Regions from separate parts of the Homo sapiens genome. Here region 1 is linked to region 2. Evidence: chromatin contacts called from ENCODE Hi-C data. All regions are on one chromosome and are shown on one strand. Each heading gives the region's core, a stretch centred on a gene start or an enhancer-like site at or near the end of the contact. The rest is flanking DNA. Distances are from core to core; before and after follow the strand shown. Region 1 overlaps DPYSL3 (dihydropyrimidinase like 3). Region 2 has its middle 64 kb from the start of STK32A-AS1.

Region 1 (5,773 bases), core at 2,910-5,409, 230 kb before region 2:
AAGGAATGTAAGAGACATGCTTATTTCTGACCCCTAATCTCCCTACAGATAACACAAGTTGGAGTGTCCTTCACAGCTATTCAGGAGTGTTAAATTTCTAATCCCTTTCTTAAGGAAATCTCAGTGTGAATCTCATAGACATTTCCACTTATTCCCTTATTTCGAGTCCTGCAAAATATTGGCATATAGATAAGATGTTGAATGGGTTTTTTATATACATTATACTCATCAATTTGTATAAGGTGATGATTATGTCCAGGTATGGAAGTTTCTCATATATAAAATGAATGCTTATTTATGTCTGTACTTAGCAGCCAAACAACAAATCAAAGGTGACTAGAGGCTGGTTCCATGTCTCCGAGATGTCAGCAGCTTCACCTACTGGCACGGAGCACAGAGCTGGGAATTGGCTGCCCATGTACCTGAAAGCACATTGGCTTTGGAAGGGCAGCCTGGGTCTAGCACCTAGAGCAAAGTCAAGGCCCTCCATATCAGTGAAGCGAGTCCTGTTTCTGTCCTGTCATTCCAAACCCTACAACAGGGAGAAGAAGGAATCATAACCAGAAATGATTCCCATATCCTGTCTCTTTTAGAGTCTTATTTAAAATATAAATAGAACACATATAGAAAAAAATGTTTCTATCCTAAGGAGGCAATGAATTTTCACAAACCAGATACACTTAGCTAGTGTTACACTAGTTATACTAGTATAACTAGCACCCATAGAAGGAAACAGATTATCAGCACCTCAGAAACTCCTTTGTATCTAGTGATATTTTTATTGCCATTTAAATAATTTATAATTTTGTGATTAGGGTTCCAGTCACATACAGCATCCCTGAAGTCTGTCTCCTTAATAATACTAGGTCACTTCTATGGAATGCATTCATCTGGTATGTGCTGATTGCATACGTTATCTCAGTTCTCGCTGCCGCTGCTCTGTGTGGTTGGCATTGTTGCGCAGGTAAAGAAGCTGAAGCTCAGAGAGGTTAAGCCCCTGGCTGATCACACTTGAAGGACTGGAAAATGGTTTACTCATCGTGAAGAGACCAGGGTAATCAGCATTGTTTTTGAAGTTTTTCTTAAATGCTGGTCACTGTGGAGATGTGCTGGCAAGACGGATTTCCAGCAGCAGCCAGGGGATTTCAGAGCAAAGTCTATTTTTGTTCCTTGGTTTGTTTTTTCAACCTCCCCTTAGCCTTACCACCCCACCCTCCTCCTTATTCCTGTCTCCTTTTTAGTAAAAAAGCCTCTCAGCCGCAAACCTCTATAGCCGTGGAAGGCCATTTGGGTGAAGTTGGAGGGTGATGTAACCTTCCAAAGATAGTCATGTTGTCAAAGTGCTGAAAAACCTGTAGTGCTTGGGAGGAATGAGATCAAAGGGACCAGGACAGAGGTCCTGGGGGAGCTGAAGTGGTCAGCATGGGTGTGAAGTGGGAGGAGTGATCATAGGAGGAGCCAGCCCCTGTTCAATTCAAGCATACCCAGACACCACCTCAAGTGATGCTGTTCAGAGAGCTGGGACCCCAGGCATAGAGACAGCCGCTCCAGAGTACAAAATTCTGGGTGCTTCAGGAAGGTGTCCATATTCACATATGACCAGGGGCCTCCAAGGTCCCATCCACATGCAATAAAGTGCAGCTTGGGGGAGGCCAGCTCAGCCAGCCAAGTTCTTAGGTCTGTCTGCTGAGCTACACCCACAATGGACAGTGACTGGTTTGCATTATACAGCCATTGGGCATCTGCAAGCTATTTTTGGTATTTTTTTTAAGTGTTGGGCTCCACAGGCTAACCAGAATGTCATATCCATAAAAAAATGAAGTGTTGCCAATTGAATGGAAGAATGTCAAAGTCTCTGCTCTGTGCTGAATTGGACTAACTTACACAAGTTGAGAGTAGACCACTTGAGAGTAACACAGACCCTCAACTGGTTAGAAAATATTATCAACAATAATATCAGTAGCCAACCCTCAAGGGGCACTTACCTTGTTTCCCCATTAGGAATGAGCTAACTGCTTTATAAGGATGAACTCATTTAATCCTCACCACAGCCCAACATGTCAGATCCTATTATCCTCAATTTACAGACAAGGAAACTGAGGCTTTGGGAGGTTGTGCAATGTACCCGAGGTCACCTAGCTTATAAGTGTCAGAACCAGGACTCAGAACCAGGCCATCTGAGAGAGCCTCAGCTCTCAGACCCTGCTTTGTTAATAAAATAAGGGAAAACTTCTAATTTCTTAATAAATGCCACTGGGTTGGTTAGCATATTTGAAAACATGAATTCTACATTAGGGTAAGATGGGAGAGATCAATTATAAAACAAGTCTTTGTGTTGAGAAACCTGGGAATTATTTTCGTAAGAAATGCCTCCTAAAATTAACCCTTTGCTGACCACTTACTGCTGCAGGAAAGGATTTGAGGAACCATGATGCCTAACTGCCTTGGCTGGTTATTTTAGACATAATGGTTTGCTATTGTGTTTGCCCAGAGATTCTGTCCTGAGAAGATTGAGGAGCAAAGGCTTTCATTCAGATGTCACCTTTGTGATAACCACAGAGGCTAAGGAAAAAGTACTTACCCTCTGCCAGACATTGCTCTCAGATGACAATGCTGTGCTATACTATTTTACTAGTGAGGGATAGAGGCACTGGGAAGCTGAGTAAAGTGACACAGTTAGGAAGTGGTAGATCTGAGATGTGGATATAGGCTATCTAATTCCAGATCCTGCCAAAATTATCCATAACCTTTGTGCAGCACTGCATCCTCACAGTTCGTGGAGGTGGGAGCCACCAGTTTGAGAGGTTCATGTTTCTATTGACTCCTGGAGACTTTTTCTTGCAGCTGGAAGCTGAGGCTGTGTTCCGTGCCATCACCATTGCCAGCCAAACCAATTGCCCTCTCTACGTCACAAAGGTCATGAGCAAGAGTGCAGCTGACCTCATCTCACAAGCCAGGAAAAAAGGTGATTTGTGTTTCCAAGATCTCGGAGCCCCTGATGGCACTGTGTGGCTCCTTCCCTCTCTGGTTGTCCTGTGTAATATAAATGGTGCCTACTTTGCTCATTGCCTTGCTCCCTAGGAAGCCGCTCTCCACATCCTGTGTGGATGGGAGGATCCTGGGATTTCTCCCACTTGGCATTTAAGTAAACTGAGGCTCAGGAAGGTTAGATGAGTTGTCCAAGATGACACAGCTTGAACCAGTTCTTCTGAGACTTTGTGCATCTTACTTCTCCCCTTGATCTTTGATTTTCAGTTCACCTTGTCTGAGTTTTATAAACGGACATATCAGTCAGGATTAAATTGGGTGCAAAATTCAAAGATCCTGCTCAAACTGGCTTAAACAAACACAAGTGAATAACCGATTGTAGGTGTTTCAGGTATGGCTAGATTGAGGGGCCTCAACAATGGTATTAGGTGTTTGTCACGCTTACTCCTTTCTTGGCTCTCTTTCCTCTGTTTGGTTTATGTTCAGTATGAACAGTTACAGAATAGATGCTGAGAGGCCCCTGTTGTCCTCAATTTTTGGCAGAGAGCATGATGGGAAAGTAAAATACACCTTTTCCAGCAGGTCAAGCAAAAGTCCCTAGGAGCACTGTGACTGGTCTGGCTTGGGTCATGTGCTCATCCCTGGACCAGTAAACACCCCGGGGATGATATAATCTGGCCAGGATTGAGGCCACAGTGCAGATGCAGGTCACACCTCCTGAGCCACTGAGACTAACACAAGTTATTTTAGAGAAGGGGTTGAGTGGGTCTCCAAAGCATATTGGCCACCATGGCCTTCATGACCCTGGCTGTGTCCCTGCTCCCTGTTGACTTCTGCTTCTTTTCTCCACTGGTGTTAACTTGGGCTTCCTTTGCTTGCCTTGTGCTTAGCTAAAGTTTTCAGAGCTTTCTTTTCTGTTTCTGGTTCTCATCCTCAGTGTCAGACTCGTGGGCTCAGTTGTGAGGCTGGGTAAGGGACGAGTGCAGGTGAGAAGCTGCAGATGTGTGGCTCTGTGTTGGGTTGTGAGAGGATTTACCAGGCCCAGTGATGTGGTTGCTACTGCTGCGTGCCAGTGGCCATTCTGGTAGTAGAGAGGCCCAACATGGGTGATTCATCTACCAAACTGGCCTGTGAAACTCCACGTGTGAGTGATTGCAGTAGCTAAAAATAGTCTCAGCTGACGCTGATGGCTGAGTGTTCAGATGCCTGGCCTTCTGGCACAGGGTGACCCTATTTTTCTTACAAGAGGGGAGGCTTTCACATTGTCTAGACACTCTTCCTAGCTGACAGATTCTGGGGCACCTCCTTCCTTCCTCTGTTCTTCGTAGGCCTGCTGTTTTCTCCTTAGCTTTTAGAAGTTTCAACTGACATGGAGTGGTTGCTCCACTGGGTATGAGTCATTGGGCGAGAACCAGGAAAGCAGCCCAGTGCTCCTCACTCATTCTTGGAGAAAAGCAAAGAAAAGAAAAAGAAGAAGTGTGTAGGAACTCCTTGTGCCCTCACCCAGTGCCGCACACACACACCCCTGCCAACTGTGACCACCCACCGCCCTCATGCCCTCTGCTGAGGCTGCATTCTGCCCGGGACCCATTCTTAGGGTGACCTAGGGCCGCTCGGGACAGGGTGTTTTAGTTATATGCTGGTCTTATTTTAAACTTCATGGACAAAAATTCCTAACCCTGAGCCTTTTGGCACATAATTCTCTGGCGAGCAGAACTAGTACAGCTGTGTCTCCGGGGTGGAATGGGGGTATTATTTCAGGGATGAAAAACTGGCTGCTGAGATTGAAGTCAGTAAACAACTCATGGACCGTCATTCTCAGGGAAACACCCAAGAGCATTCTTTGCAAGACAAAGTGTAGCAGGGTTTGCACTTCCCTCCTGAGCAGGATATGGTTGAAGTCTCAGTGTGTTTAGTCACCAATCATCAGGGCTCTTTAACTATATGGCTGCTCAGAATTAATATTAGAAAGCTACAATTTAATGAGGAACAGCTATGTGCCCTGCACTGACATAAATACTTTAATTTTTTTATTGTGTAGAATTCTCAAAGAACTCTGAGAAATAGGCATTTCTCAGAAATGCCTTTTTTCAGATGAAATTGCAGCACAACTTGTCCAGGATCTCCCAGCTGGGAGAGCTGGTATTCAAATCTAGGTGTAATTACTATCTTAGCTTCTTTTACTCTTCCATGCTAAACATAGTCCAGAGGGAGATTTCTTCCACTTTTAAGATTCTATTTCTTTCAATAGTAGTTGAGTGCTTGCTGTGACTTTCATTTCTTCATATCTTTATGGTCCTGTATCCTTTAGTGTGTAAGTATTTTTGGAGAGCCCTTGAATTCTCATCACTTGGATTTTTTTTTACTCTCACCCCCAAAAGCAGGGCTGTCCAATGTGAATCATTGCCATCGCTTCCTTCTTTTGCCTATGGCAGACATTACTAATTAATCATGAGTCTTTTCTACTGAGACCCCGCGCATTATTAGAATTTTTCCCTTCATGGAATTCTAGGCAACTATTACCAGTTGAATGGAGTTGAAACAAGGCAAAATCTATTTGTGATCCTGGCCATAGAGTGCAAACTTGTGGAGAATTTAACTGTGGAAGTTGGAGGACCAAAGTTAAAGAAGTGCAGGGCTGTATAGGGTAGCTTTGGCCCCAGATTTTGGCATAGAGAAACTTGGTACCAACCACCTAGCTATGAGCTAGCATTTGCTTTCTATATCACTATTCCTTCTTCTTAAAGAAGCTAAACAGCTTAGATCAGTGTATATTCCAATAGCC
Region 2 (5,294 bases), core at 1,697-4,196:
GTGCGTAGACTGGTGTTTGGCATTGAATATATGCTCACGAAACATTAGTCACTTTTAAAAGTTACCATCTCAGAAAGAGAACTGAGATTTAGCTTAAGCCTTGTAAAACTCCCCGTTGATAGTTGTGCTCATCTGCTTTCTGCTTCCCTGAAAGACTTTTAAAACAAAAAGGTGTGAATTGTGAAGACATCTTGTTTTTAAGTCAGCAACCAGGTGGGGGGAAGCTGCTATTAGCACACAGACTTTAGAAGCTAAGACCTCATAGCATGAGGAGTGGGATGGCAACCACATTGAGAAAATAGACCTAAGCCAAAGAGATGTGCCTGGGGGCTCTTCAAGGTGAAAAGTGACCTCATACAAGTTTAGAGTTGGATCTCAGAGAAGGTGTCAAGTCTAATATCTTCCCCTTCTAATGTGTGAAGACCACTTGAAGCATTCCTGGCAAGTGGGAGTTCAGCCTCTTGTTTATTTAAATAAATTTTTATTTTAGAATAGTGTTAGATTGATTGACAGAAAAGTTGCAACAACAGTACAGAAATTCCCGTATACCTTGCGCTCAGTTTCCCCTACTATTAACATTTTACTTCAGCATGTAGCTCTATCACAACTAATGAACCAATATTGATACGTTATCATTAACTAAACTTCATAATTCATTTGGATTTTGTTAGTTTTTCTTTAATGTCCTGTTTCTGTTCTGGGATCTCATTCAGGATACTGCATTACACCGAGTCAATACATGTCCTTATGTTCCTCTGGGCTGTGACTTGCTTTCTCAGGCTTTCCTTGTTTTCAATGACCTTGACACTTTTGAGAAATACTGGCCAGGTATTTTGTAGAATGCCTTCTTCCTAGGATTTGCCTGATGCTTTGCTCATAGTTAGACTGGAGTTAGGGATTTGGGGGAGGACAACCACTGAGGTAAAGTGCCCTTCGCATCACATCACGTGAGGGTGTGAACTGTTGGCATGACTTATCCCTGCTGTGGACCTGGATCACCTAGTTGAAGTGATGTTAGGCTTCCTAATTGTAAAGTTACTCTTTTTTCTGCTTCTCCACACTGTATTCTTTGGAAGAAGTCACTCACTAAGTATAGCCCATGCTTAAGGGATTGGGGAAACACCTTTTGCAATAGATGGTAAGAAGATCAACAATATTCATGAACATATATTATGGGCTTATTCTATGCCAAAGTCTACATGACTCTTCCTGCACGCTAACTCATTTCTTCCTCAGGGCAGCCCTAAGGACAAACCCAGGCTCAGAGAAGTGACCTGCTCAATGTCACACCACTAGTGCCTGTGAAGGCTTAGTTTTAAATTCAGGGCTCTTTGCTTATGTACCTCTCTCCCATAAGTGGGGTTCCTTTTTTTTTTATTGTACTTTAAGTTCTAGGGTACATGTGCACAACGTGCAGGTTTGCTACATATGTATATATGTGCCATGTTGGTGTGCTGCACCAATTAATTCATCATTTACATTAAGTATTTCTCCTAATGCTATCCCTCCCACCTCACCCCACCACGTGACAGGTCCCAGTGTGTGATGTTCCCCACCCTGTGTCCAAGTGTTCTCATTGCTCAGTTCCCACCTATGAGTGAGAACATGTGGTGTTTTGTTTTCTGTCCTTGTGATAGTTTGCTGAGAACGATGGTTTCCAGCTTCCTCCATGTCCCTACAAAGGACATGAACTCATCCTTTTTTATGGCTGCATAGTATTCCATAGTGTATATGTGCCACATTTTCTTAATCCAGTCTATCATTGATGGACATTTGGGTTGGTTCCAAGTCTTTGCTATTGTGAATAGTGCCACAATAAACATACATGTGCATGTGTCTTTATAGCAGCATGATTTATAATCCTTTGGGTATATTCCCAGTAATGGGATGGCTGGGTCAAATGATATTTCTAGTTCTAGATCCTTGAGGAATCGCCACACTGTCTTCCACAATGGTTGAACTAGTTTACAGTCCCACCAACAGTGTAAAAGCCTTCCTATGTCTCCACATCCTCTCCAGCACCTGTTGTTTCCTGACTTTAATGATCGCCATTCTAACTGGTGTGAGATGGTATCTCATTGTGGTTTTGATTTGCATTTCTCCATCAGTGAGGTTTCTAAATGCTCTGCTTTGATCTGTACAGTCTGGTGTTTGTTTTCTACTTGATAAATCAGAGTCTCATGTTTTCTCAAAACTGGATATTCTTGCTAGGTTCCTGTGTGAGTTCAATGTGAATGTCATCATCCGCTCCCCTGCCTGGCCTGTGGCGCCTGTGATGTGGCCTCTCAGACATGCCAGGTTGAACTTTGCTCCTGCCACATGCTGGGCCCCTAGATACGTCTCAGAGGTCAGCATGGCCTTGCCTCCAAGCCAGGATGTTCCTCCCCTAAATATGTGATTTGCAGCAGTGTCAGCTTTTATCTTTCTTATATCTCTGGTGTTCATTTGCAGTAAGGAATATTTGGCAGCTTTTTTCTTTCTTTTCTTTCTTTTTTTTTTTTAAAAAAAAAAAACAAGGCTAGTAGACTTTCATCAAGAATGCTTTGTTCTATTTTGTTCTGAAATCCCTTGAGAAAAAAGAAGTAAGTTTTTCCCTATGAAAATGCTGCCATGAACATTCCTTGGAGACAAATCTTTATATGCTATTAACGACTCTCTGATTATCTTGTGCTTTTAGTGTCTGTTCCCCTGTATTTACCTGGGTAACTGAGAATCAGCAGCACCTTCAACAGAGGTAAAGACAGCCTATCATTGAAGAATAATAATTCAGCCTGTGGCAGGTGCCTGTGGTGGATTCGTAATCTTTCAGAGCCTCACATGATACATAAGGTCAAAAATCCTTGGTGTGTTTTTATTACAAAATATGAATTTGTGATGACAATAGAGAACCAGGTACAAAGTGCATAAAGAACATAGCCTGGGCTTGGAACTAGATGCTTATTCTCGGTGCAGCCCTTGGCTCAGTTTGTGACTTTAGTGAAGTCACCTCTCTGTCCCTGCACCCATCAGGTGTGACACCTTGTCCCTTCCTGAGACAGAGACAGCTGCGTGAATGAAACCATGTTGCTAAGCCATGATGTGGCCTTTTTGAGTATAAACACTACAGACATGGGAGTTGCAGACTCTGCTGGGCTCCACACTTTTGATTATAGTACAAAATTATATTTTATACAATTATGACGATAGTACATTACAGAGAGATGAAAAACAAAAAGCACACTCCTGGAGATAATAAGATGCTTTGTTTGAGGGCAAAAGGGTAGGCTTAATCAATAACTATAGCTTCCTCTTGACAATTAGTTTGTTTATTACTAGAATTAGGTTTACAGGTCTGACCTGGGTTATTGCATTTGGGCAGGATTTATCTTGTATTTCCCAGAAAAATGACAAGGCTTATAAATGAGCAAAGGTCTCTGTGTCATAGTTGAGGCAAGGCCACAGAGCTCTTAGTCATGCTGGGAAGTCAGAGCTGCCCAGCCAAAGCTGTCCTTAATTGCTACAGCTACAAGAAGTGAAAGCTCCAGTTTCTAGGGAAATTAATGTTTAATGATAAGCTGAGTACTTGACAGAGTAGTTCAGTATGCAATAAATACTCCACTGAAGCAAGGTTTTTACTCACTTAGTTTTTGCTTCTATTTCAGAGAGATCCACTGAAGCTAGATGAAATGTGTTCTGTTGTGTGTGTGGTTGTGTGTGTGTGTGTGTGTGTTTCTCCCTGAGGCTTCTTTCATTTCCAAACTTTGCAATCATTGGTGGAACAGAGAGGATTCTGACTTAGGTATCCTTGGTTGGTTATTCTACTATGATTTCAATTTGGGCCAGATTATATATTTGAATATGAATATGCTGTCATTGACTATTCATATATAATAACAGCTGTGCCCACTGGTGGCTTCACACTTGAACAATGCACGTGCTTCACATGCCTCAGTGTTGACTGTGTAAGCATCCCAGTAGTCTTGTAAGAAAATCTACAGAGTGAGGAGCAGAGCTGTGGAGTTAGGAAGAAAAGCAAGAGGAGAAACTGCTTTGCAATACAGGGACTCCATGTTCAGTCACAACCCCCTGAGTGCCTTAAATCACATCTTGTAATTTTGTTGTTTTACACAGCCTACTTTTTAACCATGTAGCAACCTCATATGTTTATGCAAAGTCCACTTGTTATAAATGGAAACTTCAGAGAAAAATAACATGTCCAAGGTCTGATAGCGAGTCATCAGATCCTGAAACAGGAAACCATGGTTTCCAGAATGAACAGTGCTGAGTGAGCCACCTCTCCCCTGAAGCTGCATTGCAAGCCCAGTAAATGAAACTATGTCCTTGTCCATGCTGTGACAGGAATGCCCCTAGAGAAGCATGTCCAATGCAAGGATCACAGGTGTAAGAATGAAAACAATGGGCATTCGGATCCTAGCTGTGCTACTACCTAGCAGCAACCCTGACGTGTTACCTAAGTTTTCTGAACCTTTGGTGGATAATAAGGCCAACCTTGCAGGGATGCTGTATGTGGGCCCCAATCAACTGTGATTTACAAAGAAAATCACATAGATTAACTATTGGATTTCTGCTTTGGTGAACAGAGTATTTGATCTGTGGTGGAAGACCTGGATTGCTTGGGCAAGCACAGTGGATGTTTTAGAGGTTATAGGGAGAACACGAGAGGAGAGACCCAGCAACAGAGCAGTCACATAGAAAAAATTTTAAGAGAGGACTGAAATGTTTAATGATGGGATGACTTTAAATTTTGTTGTTTGGAATAGAGCAGTACTATCCTCTGTTCTTTAGTAAATACCCCATTAATTACTAATCCTCTTGAAATAGTGCATGATGAGTGTGACTGAGTGTAATGTAAGGAAAACAATGATGTTCTGAGACATGACAGGGCTCCAAGCAAGCATGGGGGAAGAGAGTCAGGATACAAAGTCTGTTCACAATGTATGTAATATGTGCAAAGTCCCTGCATATAGCAACCATTCAGTAAATGTTAGCTAATATTACCATTATATTCAAAAGCCCTTGAAATTCTTGGTACTACTCAGAAAGAACAATGTATGTTCCTGAACTAAGAACTATGCAGTGACAGCAACCATTTTGTGGTTATCTTTTTAACAGATTTATGCAACAATCAATGAACTATTTATTGAGTTGACCATGTGCTTGATACTGTGTTAGGTACAATAGTAGAGATAAATAGACCTCTACTTCTGCATCTCTATAATCTCTATAGCCACATTCTCACACGCATACCAGAATTGCCTTGAAGTTATTGATGGCCTAGCTGTAGAGAGACTTAT

What was found. A loop is a pair of places that touch in the nucleus more often than their neighbours do. Pooled maps may share reads with other maps.
Region 1: a loop to region 2 is called in a map with no recorded cell type, with 18 times the contacts of the local background. The contact joins two enhancer-like sites. A Hi-C loop is called at or near these places in 3 of 37 single-sample maps with no recorded cell type and 3 of 50 pooled maps.

The regions. Positions count from the first base shown.
Region 1 is chr5:147,402,802-147,408,574 of GRCh38, reverse strand. It overlaps DPYSL3 (dihydropyrimidinase like 3), which reads left to right. Exons shown (of 14, transcript NM_001197294.2): 8 at 2,845-2,965. Among named protein-coding and RNA genes, the nearest start is that of DPYSL3, 100 kb to the left of the region's middle. Within about 2 kb of position 4,159, at least 22 of the 41 ENCODE cell types and tissues checked have a DNase peak (open chromatin) inside an H3K27ac peak, as active enhancers do.
Region 2 is chr5:147,167,748-147,173,041 of GRCh38, reverse strand. No RefSeq gene overlaps it. Among named protein-coding and RNA genes, the nearest start is that of STK32A-AS1, 64 kb to the left of the region's middle. Within about 2 kb of position 2,946, at least 5 of the 41 ENCODE cell types and tissues checked have a DNase peak (open chromatin) inside an H3K27ac peak, as active enhancers do.